Linked DNA regions of Homo sapiens: region 1 is linked to region 2. The links are chromatin loops, found by intact Hi-C in ENCODE. Cell type or tissue: PC-9. All regions are shown on one strand. Each heading gives the region's core, and the rest is flanking DNA. Links, peaks and the distances in the headings are about the cores only. Region 1 overlaps LY86-AS1 (LY86 antisense RNA 1). Region 2 overlaps FARS2 (phenylalanyl-tRNA synthetase 2, mitochondrial).

Region 1 (5,382 bases), core at 241-5,240, 1.1 Mb after region 2:
GAGGTGGTTTTAGAGTGTTTCTTCCAAGCCCTCCCTGGCTCTTCCACAAGTGTTGGGGTGAAGTGGTGCAGAGGGAGACATTGTGTCATGGAGCCCTGGGAAGCACTGAGATTAAGAAACCTCTCTCAGGAGGCTGAGATGGGCAGATCACGAGGTCAGGAGTTCGAGACCAGCCTGACCAACATGGTGAAACCCCGTCTCTACTAAAAATACAAAAATTAGCCAGGCGTGGTGGTGGGCACCTGTAATCCCAGCTACTCAGGAGGCAGGGGCAGAAGAATTGCTTGAACCCAGGAGGCGGAGGGGCAGAGGTTGCAGTGAGCCCAGATCGCACCATTGCACTCCAGCCTGGGTGACAGAGTGAGACTGTCTCAAAAAAAAAAAAAGAAGAAACCTCTCTCATTTAGCCTTCTATCTAACGATGTTTCTATACTGACCATGTTTAGAAATTAGCAAATAGCATATGGTCTCAACTAAATTAAACACCCACAGGAAAAAAATAGTTTAAGGAAACATACCAAAAGGATTATTATGTATTTAGAATCCGGGTAATATTTAATTTTTGTTTTCATATATTTCCTTATTTTCCAAAAATTGAGAAGAACATCTACTAGTTTCATAATGAAAAATCATATTTTCTAAATGCCTAAACACACAATGTTTAACATAACACTACGTACGCCGTACATGTATAACATACAATTAGGTAAAAATTATCCACATGGAAAACACCTGGATAGAACTCCCCTCCCTCCACACACACACACAAAAATCCCAGTGTTTTCCTCTGCATAGCGATTTCTCTATACATATCTGTAAATTTTCAAATTTTTATGTAATGGAGGAGGGAAGGGGAAACTTTAAAACACCAGTCCCAGAAATATGGCCCACCTGTGTGTGGGTGGTTAAGGAGCACACCTGGAACATTCACACCAGGTTCCCCTGGGAGCCCAGTGTCCTCCCCCACTCCAAAACCACGCCCGGCTACTTCTTGTATTTTTAGTAGAGATGAGGTCTCACCACCTTGGCCAGGCTGGTCTCCAGCTCCTGAGCTCAAATGATCCACCCGCCTCAGCCTCCCAAAGTGTTGGGATTACAGGCGTGAGCCACCGCACCCGGCGGTTCGTTTCATTTTCCTTCACTACCTTTCCTCGCTCACTCCACTGGCTCGTTCTTGGAGCCCCGACTCCTCTACACTGGGTCCCACTACACTGGCCCTTGGTACATACATTCCCACACTGTCAATCAACTCTTTCACCCCCACTCTGCGAGTCCCATCTCCCCAGGAGCCCGCGAGCTCCTGGGACAAGGATGTGACCATCCCCAAGCTCCTTCTCCAGGCTGAGCTGGGGGTGGGGGGGCTTTCCACAAATAAGATTAAACTGAACAGGCGCCCTTCCTCCCTCAGCCTTTCCTGGCCCTCATCCTTGAATTCCCAGCCCCCAGCTTTGCTTGGGAAATCAAAAGACGCCAAAAGGCAAAAAAACAGCTCACTGGGGAGAAAAACCCGAGTCTCCCTCCCAGGTCAGTAATTAGTGCGGCCGGAGGAAGAGCAGCCCCTGGCACAGTCGGGTCCTTAACAGCTCCCGCCCCAGAAGCTGCCTTCGGATGAACAGCCGGGTGAATCGCCATGAAAAATTAATCAGCCTCCGCCTGTCCGCGGCCTAGATGGGCGCAAAGCAGATGACCTGGCAGGAACCAGCCGCAGTGAAGCCACCGCAACCGCAGCCGCAGCCGCGGAGGGGAGGCCGTGCACCCGCCCGCCGGGAGAGCCGCGCGCCTGAGCCGGGCGCACGTGGGAAGTGGGCCACGAGACTGGAGTCCACCGAGATGGAGGCCCCGGCACTCGGGCTCAGGCCTTTGTGCTTAGCACGTACTGTTGGAATCCAGCACGCCCTGCTCCGGCGGGCGCCTCCGATCCTGAAGCGCGCACCTGGGAACTCACGCACCGCCCAGCCGCGAGGGGCTTGGCCTGGCTGAAAGCCACATTATTCTCGAAAACAACCGTGGGAAGCACACGCTGAGCTCCCGGGGCCCCTAGAGTATGCAAAGAGGCCGGCCCTGCGAGACTAAATAAGTCTCTCCCCCTAGGACCTAGTCCCTTGCCACCGGCTCCCGCGGCCACCGCGCAGCCAGAGTGCACCGTCCCTAGGGCTTTGGCGGTGGCCAGAGCCAGCAAGTGCGGCGGCCTGGAGCTGGGGTGGTGAGGGCGGATGGCAGGTTGGAGAAATGCAGCCGAGCCGCAGGTTTCTAGAGGCCTCTACAGCCCCTGCCATCTGGGCACTGCACAGACAGACGCTGCGTGAGACCTGGAGCTCGCCACCTCCATGCGGCGCTGCCAGCCACTCCGCTGCGGGTGCAGGAGCGTTCCATGTCGGGGACTGAGGGACCAGCGCCGGCTCCCCAGTTTCTCTGCATTGTGAAGTCATTTTCTTAAACTCGGGCTTTAAATAACCACCGATGACTTGCCTACGGGCCACGCAGATGCTATACTCTGACCTCGCTGGGATGTGCAGAAGTATTCTACTGTTTTGCTTTTGAATCAAATTAGGGAGTTTAGAGAAGTTTTAGATTCAGGTCAGGCTTTCCCAGGACCTCCAGGCTGTGGACTGTGCTCGAGCTTAGGCCAACAGCGCCATCTGGTGGTTATGATCCGCATGTACCCGCCAATGCCTGCAGACCGGAGAGAGTGATGTAATGGTCCACAATTGTTCCTGAAGCCAGCTCTGCAGCAGGCCAGATGTTATGGGTGTTTTATACCCCAGTTTTTCGTGTAAGTCACTGAGCGAGGGGGTTTCTTCATAGGACGAATGCTATATGCTGTAATGGAAATTCCCCTTTTTGCAATCTATTCTAGAGAGGGTGGATTTGAAGCTAGGGAGACATAGGACATAAAAAATCCAATCTCTTTGACTCCCAGCCTGACTACCTGACTTTACCAGGTCCCACCAAGACAGGATGTGAATGCATGCCTCTTGATTCCAAGAGGATGTGGAACTGTTTTACATTCCTATGCTGTCATGGCCTCCACCAGCTCATGCATTCCTTCAGGACTGAAAGCAGACTCCACACTGCCTGAAAAATTCCCGGGACACTGATCCTCACCAGAGTTGCCCCTCTGTCCCTCAGACGTCCTTTTATTCCCTTACTACCGCAGCCTGTGGCTGGCCTCCCGCCAGGGCGCTCCAGCACCTCGGACCCCTCAGCTGTCTCTCTACTCTTTGCCTCTTACCTTGACTTGCCCAGCACCCTGCAGTTGCTTTTCTGTCTTTACCCCATCTGGCCAAGACTAACTAGAGAATGTCACCAAACTATGCCAATTGGACCAGCTGCAAATTTAGGCTGTGGGACTTCAGATGAGCCCTCACTGCAACTCAGTTTTCAGCATTTGTTGATTCCTGCATTGCAGATATTCCAAATGTTTCCTTCCAATTTTTAGCTCTTGCCCTTACAGTATCTCACAATTTGAGAAACAACTTCTACTTTACAGAGTTGAAGTTGGCCTCATGTGAGTTTCCTCAATGTTGCCTCTTTTGCCCTTAAAATGTTTGTATCACCTTATTTTTTCATTCTACGTTACTTCAACAGGGAAAAATCCTTTGTCTTTCCAAACCAAATGCATCTGCTTTTATCTCTAACATAAAATATGAAGCCCAAACAAAGCAGGAAAAAAAAACTCAAAATAGAAGCAAAAGGAAACTTCAAGAAACTATCATTAACATTCTCAGAAGAATGAATAAAAAATATTGCACACATGAAAAAAGGATGCCACAAGAAAAGGAATATTCAGGAGGTGGAAAAATCCTATTAGAAATTAAAAAATATGATAGCAACAATGAAAGTTTCAAGAGAAGAGTTAGAATAGAAATTTAGTGAAGCCTTCCAGAAAGTACAATAAAAAGGCAAAAGGGCAATTTTTAGAAAGAAGGAAAACTACAACATTAGCCCAAGAGGCCAAGTCAGCTACGTAATTTGAGAGACTCAGTGAAAAATGATGATGTGGAGTTCTCTAAGAATTTTGGCTGGGCGTGGTGGCTCACACCTGTAATTCCAGCACTTTGGGAGGCCGAGGCGGATGGATCACAAGGTCAAGAGATCGAGACCATCCTGGCCAACATGATGAAACACCGTCTCTATTAAAAATACAAAAAATGAGCTGGGCGTGGTAGGATGCGCCTGTAGTCCCAGCTACTCCAGAGGCTGAGGCAGGCGATTCACTTGAACCCAGGAGGCAGAGGTTGCAGTGAGCTGAGATCGCACCACTGCACTCCAGTCTGGTGACAGAGGGAGACTCTATCTTGAAGAAGCTGGGGTCAGTGCAATGCACCTGTAATTCCAGCTACTTGGGAGACTGGCTTGAGGCGGGAGGATGGCTTAAGTCCAGGAGTTCAAGACCAGCCTGGGCAACATAGTGAGACCCTGTCTCTAAAAAAAAAAAAAAAAAAAAAAAAAATTAGCCGGGCATGGTGGCTCATGTCTGTAGTCTCAGCTACTGGGAAGGATTGTTTGAGCCCACGAGTTAAGGCTGCAGTGAACCTTTTCTAGTTCTTTATTAATTTTTTTTAGAAACAGGGTCTCACTCTGTTCAATTCTAGCTCATTGCAGCCTTGAACTCCTGGACTTCAACGATCCTACCACCTCAGCCTCCTGAATAACTGAGACTACAGGGACGTGTCACCACGCCCAGATAATTTTTTTAATTTTTATCTTGTAGAGAAAATGTCTCACTGTGTTGCCCAGCCTGGTCTCAAAACAATCCTCCTGCCTCAGCCTCCCAAAGTGCTGGCCTGAGCCACTGTGCCCAGCCCCTTCTCTAGTTCTAACTAGTGACCTTCTCTAGTGAGTCTCAGCCAGATGAGGTATAAGACATCATGTCACTGCACTCCAGCCTAGATGACAGAGCAAGACCCCGTAAAAAGTCTTTAAAAATTTCAGGGTGGCAACAGGAGAGCATTAAACCCAGCGGGGGGTTGCTGCAGTGGGCACAGTCCTTCGGTCCCTGCTTTATACCTTGTGATTCAGGGTTCTCAGCAACCCATGCCATGAGGAATCCTCCTCATCAGAGTTAAAGCCATAGGTCACACACTGCCTTGCAGGCTGTTTTAAAGTGGGTGGAAGGCGAGGATGCCCTGTCAGCCCTGAGGATTTAAAGCCATGTTCTACAGAAGCCTTACCACATGTGACTGTTCAGACCTAGATCTGGCTCATTTGATGCAGTTGTGCTGCCAGTGTAAACTACACATCAGATTTCACATAAAAAACAATGTCAAGTACGTCATTAATCATTGCATTATGTTGAATACATGTTGCAGTGATGTTTTGGATTTACTTGGTTAAATAACGTTTTATTAAAATTAAGTTTACCAGTTTCTTTTTGCTTTT
Region 2 (5,382 bases), core at 333-5,332:
TTATTTCTAGCCTATCCTTCCTTTTTTTCACAAATGAGATGATTCATGTGTATTTTATTATTTCTTACATGAAAGGTAGCAAGTAATATATGCCCTCTTGCACTTTGCCTTTTTTATTTATCAGGATGTCTTGAAAATCATTCCATATCAGTCCAGAGAGATCTTCCTCGTTCTTTATTACACCTGCAAAAGTACTCTATTGTATAGGTAGACCATAGTTTATTTAACATCTTTCCAATGTGAGACTTTTTAAAAAAATATGGTGCAGTTACAAACAATACTACAATGAAAATTTTGTGCATGTGTATTAATGTTGGAAGTATATTTTCAGGGTAAGTAGTTAGAAATGGAAGGACTGGGTCAAGAGATCAACAAATATGTAGTTTTGTTGGGTGTTGTCAAATTCATCTCCAAAAGGGTTCTACCAGTTTCCATTTTCACCAGCAAAGTATGACTGTACTTATTTTCCAAAGCCTCAGCGTATTCAAAAGAATATGTTGTCTGACTTTTAACTTTTTGCCATTGTGATAGAAGTATTATGTCAGTGTTATTTTAATTTGCTTAATTTGCTCTTTAAGTTTGAATTCCTTTTCATGTGTTCAGGGGTCATTTTCATATCTTTTTTTTGATGAATTGTCTGTTCTTTTTCTATGGAGTTTTTGGCCCTTTGTCAACTTTTAAAAGTTTCTTTACGTTAGTGGTATTACCTCTTTGTGGTGTATGTTTCCTGACTTTTGTTCCCCTTCTTTTTTTGTCAGTTTTCAGGTGGAAAGACCTTTATGTGTGTGTGTGTTTGTATGTTGTTAATGGGAATGATTTTTAGTTTTATTGTATTTTAATCAGAGAGTATAGTTTATTATTTCTTCTTTATGGAATATACTTATTTCTTTGTGACTTACTATGTGATCAATTTTTGTTAATATTCTCTGGGCCCTTGAAAATAAAATGTATTTTTCATTATGAAGGGAGTAAGTTTAATATGTGTGTATGTGTGTGTGTGTGTGTAAAATATACGTATACATATTTATGTATACACACATGATTTCATTTCCTAATTATGTTTTTAGGTCTTTTATCTTATTAATTTTGCACATTTGATCTTATACTAAGAATGATGTATTAAAGTTTCCTATTATCATTAATATTAATGTGTTTCTATGTGTGTCTTTTGCGTCCCCTATGGTTCTTTCTACACAGAGGTAATAATTGTCTTATTGATATATAGATATTCATAAGTGTTATACCTTCACTGTGATTTGAAACTTTTAGCATTAATACAAGATCTTCTTTGTCTTGCTCGGTGTTTTTTTGCTTGAATTCTACTTTTTCTGATTTTAAGAATGCTATGCTTGCTTTTTTATTGTATCCATTTGCCTGTTATATTCTGTCCATCCATTTGTTTTTAACATTGTTTTAGGTGTATCTTTTGTATAGTTGAGTCATGCTTTGTGGCCAGATTTATTTTTTTAAGAGGTGAATTAAGCCTGTTCATATTTATTGATATTACTTTCACATTTATTGAGTTATTGATATATTCGATCTGAACTTTATCATAATATATTGTGGTGTTATATATGTCATAACATGTTACATTTTATTTCTCTACAATATATGTTTTATTATGCTTTTGAATTGAAATTTTGGTTGCTCTTTAGAAAGGTTATATTTTTGTTTTAATGGTTGCTTTTATACTTAAAACTTTTAAAGTCCCTTATCCCTCATTTTTAACTTTGTTCTTAGTAAAAGTATTCTTTAACTATTGCCTATGCAATAATCAGTATATTCTACTTTCCTCTTTGCTGCTTTCTTCCATTGTTTAGTTACGTTATTTCTACTTTGTCAGAACATATAACAATTGGATATTAGTCTTTCAATGTAATCCCCAGCTTTTAGTCTGAAATCTGTAATTTTTATGTATTAACATGTTCTCCATTTGTTTTGTGCTGAAATTTTCCTAGTTATTTATTACTTGAACAAGGCTCATGCTTTGGTAAATTCTTCAGAAAGAGCTCATTAATGTGACATTCCTATGCTCTTGTGTGTTTCACGTTTTTTCTGTAGACTTGGTGCTTTAAGGACAGCATTGATGGATATAAACTTCTTGACCCACATTTTTAAAAACTGAGTTGTTTGAAAATGTGGCTTCATTGTTGTCTTGTTTCCGTGTTGTTTTTGAAGAATCTGATGCCACTCTGATTGCTTTACTCCTCTACATTAGTTGATCTTTTTGCCTAGAGGCCTTGACGATTTTCCCCATTATTTATGAAATCTGTTTTATAAGAATATGTCCTATATTTGATTTTTCCAGGTTCTTTTTCACAGGTACCCATTTTATCTGGTATTAGTTCTGCTCCATTGTTTTTTTTTCCCTCTTTAACGGACTCCAATTATATAAATGTAATTCCTTCTTTGCCTGTGTTCCATTTCTACCACTTTCTTTCTGATTCTTCTTTCTTTATTTTACCATCCTCCTTCTGGTTGTTTTTCTCCTTTTCTTCAATGCCCCCTCATTAAATCTTGATTGATTCCATTGTCCCTTGCATGCTTTGGAATTTAGATTTTGTTTCTGAGATGATTTTATTTCTTTTTTTTTTCTGAGTTAAATCAATTCTCTTTTCATTTTTTCTCTATTTTTGTTCTTAATTTTTGAGTTTCTGACTAAAGCAATTTATATCCTTAAATGCTTGATTGAGCATATGTAACTTAGTTTTTAAGTATTAGTTTGTGTTTCTTTTTAGTGCTCCTTAGTTTTGGGGGGTGGGTGGGAGAAAAGTTGGATTTTCATTAGTTGAGCTCTTTTGAATTGACTTTCTGATTTTTGAGTAATAATTTTCTATATTTTTATTGAATTTATTTGTCGTTCCTTTTTGGTTGTGTAAAAGACTTCCTTAGTCTCTGGTGCCCTCTTCTGTTAGTGTAGCAATGCACACTTTAGTGGTTTATTTATTTATTTTTGGTGTGGGTTAGAGAATGGTTTTGTAAATCCTCTAATTTTTTAGCTGTGCTTTATCTTTCACAACCTTGAATTTTCTCATTTGCATCTTTTTTCTCTTCCTACTCAATTGAAAAGGTTGTCTTTCGCTTTGTATTAACTCCTTTTTCTTTTATTGTAACTATGGTTTTGGGATCCTCTCACTTCAAATTGGGCATGCTTTTACACCACTTTTCTGTGGTCCCTGCTCAGGCCTACTAGGACACTTTTTAAAGGCTTTTCACACTTAGTGTAACTTACACTTTCTGGGTTTCTAAGGTCAACCTTAGCACCTCACTCATTCTCCTCTCTTTCTCTTATTTTTTCCAGCTTGCTCTTGCTTACTTCAAAGCCTTATCAGTGGGGTAGGAGTATAACAGTTCTGTCCCTAGGTTTTGACTGGCATTCCTTCCTGCCTGCCTGCCTGCCTGCCAAAGGCATTGTGTTCAATAGTTTTATTTGTTCTTGTTGCTCTAAATTATTTTTAGAGGAAGCATTGACAGCCGTCATTGTCTTTAGTCCTCATAAGAATAATTTGAGGCCTAGGATATTAGAATATTTCTCTGAAAACGGTTTTGTCTCATTTTGCTGGCCAGTTAGAGGAAGTATGTCTGGGATTGCCTTAGATCATCTTCGTAGCCTGAAGCTCTCTCTATTGTTCAGAAAATGTGATACCTGACTGCAAGTCTACACAAGGACTGGTTTACTTTTGTGCTCATCCTCATCAGGGGGATGAGTCTTTTAGGGACTCAAACACCCCAGCTTGGTTCCACAGCAAAGCTTTCCCTTTTGTCTCACTTCCATGGTAAGCTGTTACAACCCATGTTCAGGTTTTCAGTTGATAGGTTAGATAGGCAGATACTCTCAATGCTTCTCTCTGGCTTTGTGCTTACTTTATTTTTTATTTTTATTTTTTAATTTTTTACCCCTGGCTTCATGCTTCCTGTAGAGTTCAGTCACTCCTCTCTATCTCGGTTTTACTTCTTCAATGCTGTTAAGAATTTCTGTATTTTTTTCAGTAGCATTTATCAGGAAGTTTGGTTCTAATTATCAAAACCAACATTACTAGAAATGGCAGCTGACTCATTCTTTTATTAAAACATTTTTTATGTTTGATTATGGGACTTTGGGTGGGAAGAATGATACATTCATTTGCTCAGTTATCCCTTTTGAGCCAATCTTCTACCAAGTAAAGACCTGCTGTGTCACTGACCAGAAAGTTACTTTATTTCAGTGGTAAAGCAGCTTATGACTAATGATAGCTGTGGTTAATAATCATGAAGACAATAATGAGGAAAACTTATTTAGCCATTGGAATGTGCCAGATACTCTGTATTTTTTATATATTATTTTGTTTGTAATAAAATCTACTAATTTACTATTATTATTCCCACTTTATAGATGATTCCCTGAGGCTTAGCTACTGTATCACTTGCCTAAGTTTACACAGATAGTAAGCGGCAGAAACATGTTTGAGGCTCTGCCTTGAGCCTTGGAGATACAGGACTAGCAAATTCCAGCTTGCTTCCTACCTTCATGGACCTTACAGGATTTAATTCCTCGACACTGTGGGATGGTCAGGGATGTAATTTTAGAATATGAAAGCGATTCACTAGTATTTCCACTAGAATTGAGGATAATGTCTCTTGTTGGGAACTGACTATAAGTTCATGCAAATCAAAAACAGATTAGCAAAGATCAGAAGAGTGTCTTAATTCTCTAAAAACCCCCCATACCATGTAGCGTAGTGTTTTCTTCAGAGTTGTACTAAGTGAATGTTAATTTCATTACGTTTATTGACAGGACATAATGAGTCTTATTCCCACATTATAACTTTTTAGAGTCAAAAGATTCTTAGCAGAATTTTAAAGTTATCTGATATAGATGGGCCAGGATATTTTCTTTATTTATACTTTCCTGTTGGTTTACAGTTATTTGCTGGTATAAAGGATGGAGAAAGCCTGCAGCTCTTTGAACAAAGTTCTCGCTCTGCGCATAAACAAGAGACACACACCATGGAGGCCGTGAAGCTTGTAGAGTTTGATCTTAAGCAAACGCTTACCAGGCTCATGGCACATCTTTTTGGAGATGGTAAGTGCTCAAACACAGGTTGACGATCTCTTATCTGAAATACTTGGGACAGAAGTGTTTTGGATTTGGGTTTTTTTTTTTTTTTTCATATTTTGAAATTCTTTTTTTTTTTCCCCGAGACGGAGTCTTGCTCTGTCACCCAGGCTGGAGTATAGTGGTGCGATCTCGGCTCACTGCAACCTCCACCTCCCGGGTTCAAGGAATTCTCCTGCCTCAGCCTCTGAGTAGCTGGGATTATAGGCGCCCATCACCACACTTGGCTAATTTTTATATTTTTAGTAGAGACAGGGTTTTACCATGTTGGCCAAGCTATTCTCAAA

Evidence for each region. Peaks named below come from ENCODE experiments on the same cell type or tissue, not always from the same donor. Only the 100,000 strongest peaks of a DNase experiment are listed, where the experiment ranks them.
Region 1: a loop joins it to region 2, with 6 times the contacts of the local background. A loop is called at or near these places in 3 of 110 quality-filtered maps.

Annotation. Positions count from the first base shown.
Region 1 is chr6:6,544,600-6,549,981 of GRCh38, forward strand. The region is part of intron 3 of LY86-AS1 (LY86 antisense RNA 1); the gene reads right to left. Among named protein-coding and RNA genes, the nearest start is that of LY86, 41 kb to the right of the region's middle. RefSeq lists enhancers at 2,404-2,463, 2,544-2,593, 2,684-2,733. In PC-9, for the core only: CTCF peaks have their summits at 2,641 (motif pointing left) and 2,844; no DNase peak of the experiment used is centred there; H3K4me3 peaks cover 424 bases; H3K27me3 peaks cover 467 bases.
Region 2 is chr6:5,399,640-5,405,021 of GRCh38, forward strand. It overlaps FARS2 (phenylalanyl-tRNA synthetase 2, mitochondrial), which reads left to right. Exons shown (of 7, transcript NM_006567.5): 3 at 4,903-5,062. Among named protein-coding and RNA genes, the nearest start is that of FARS2-AS1, 56 kb to the right of the region's middle. In PC-9, for the core only: a CTCF peak has its summit at 2,892 (motif pointing left); no DNase peak of the experiment used is centred there.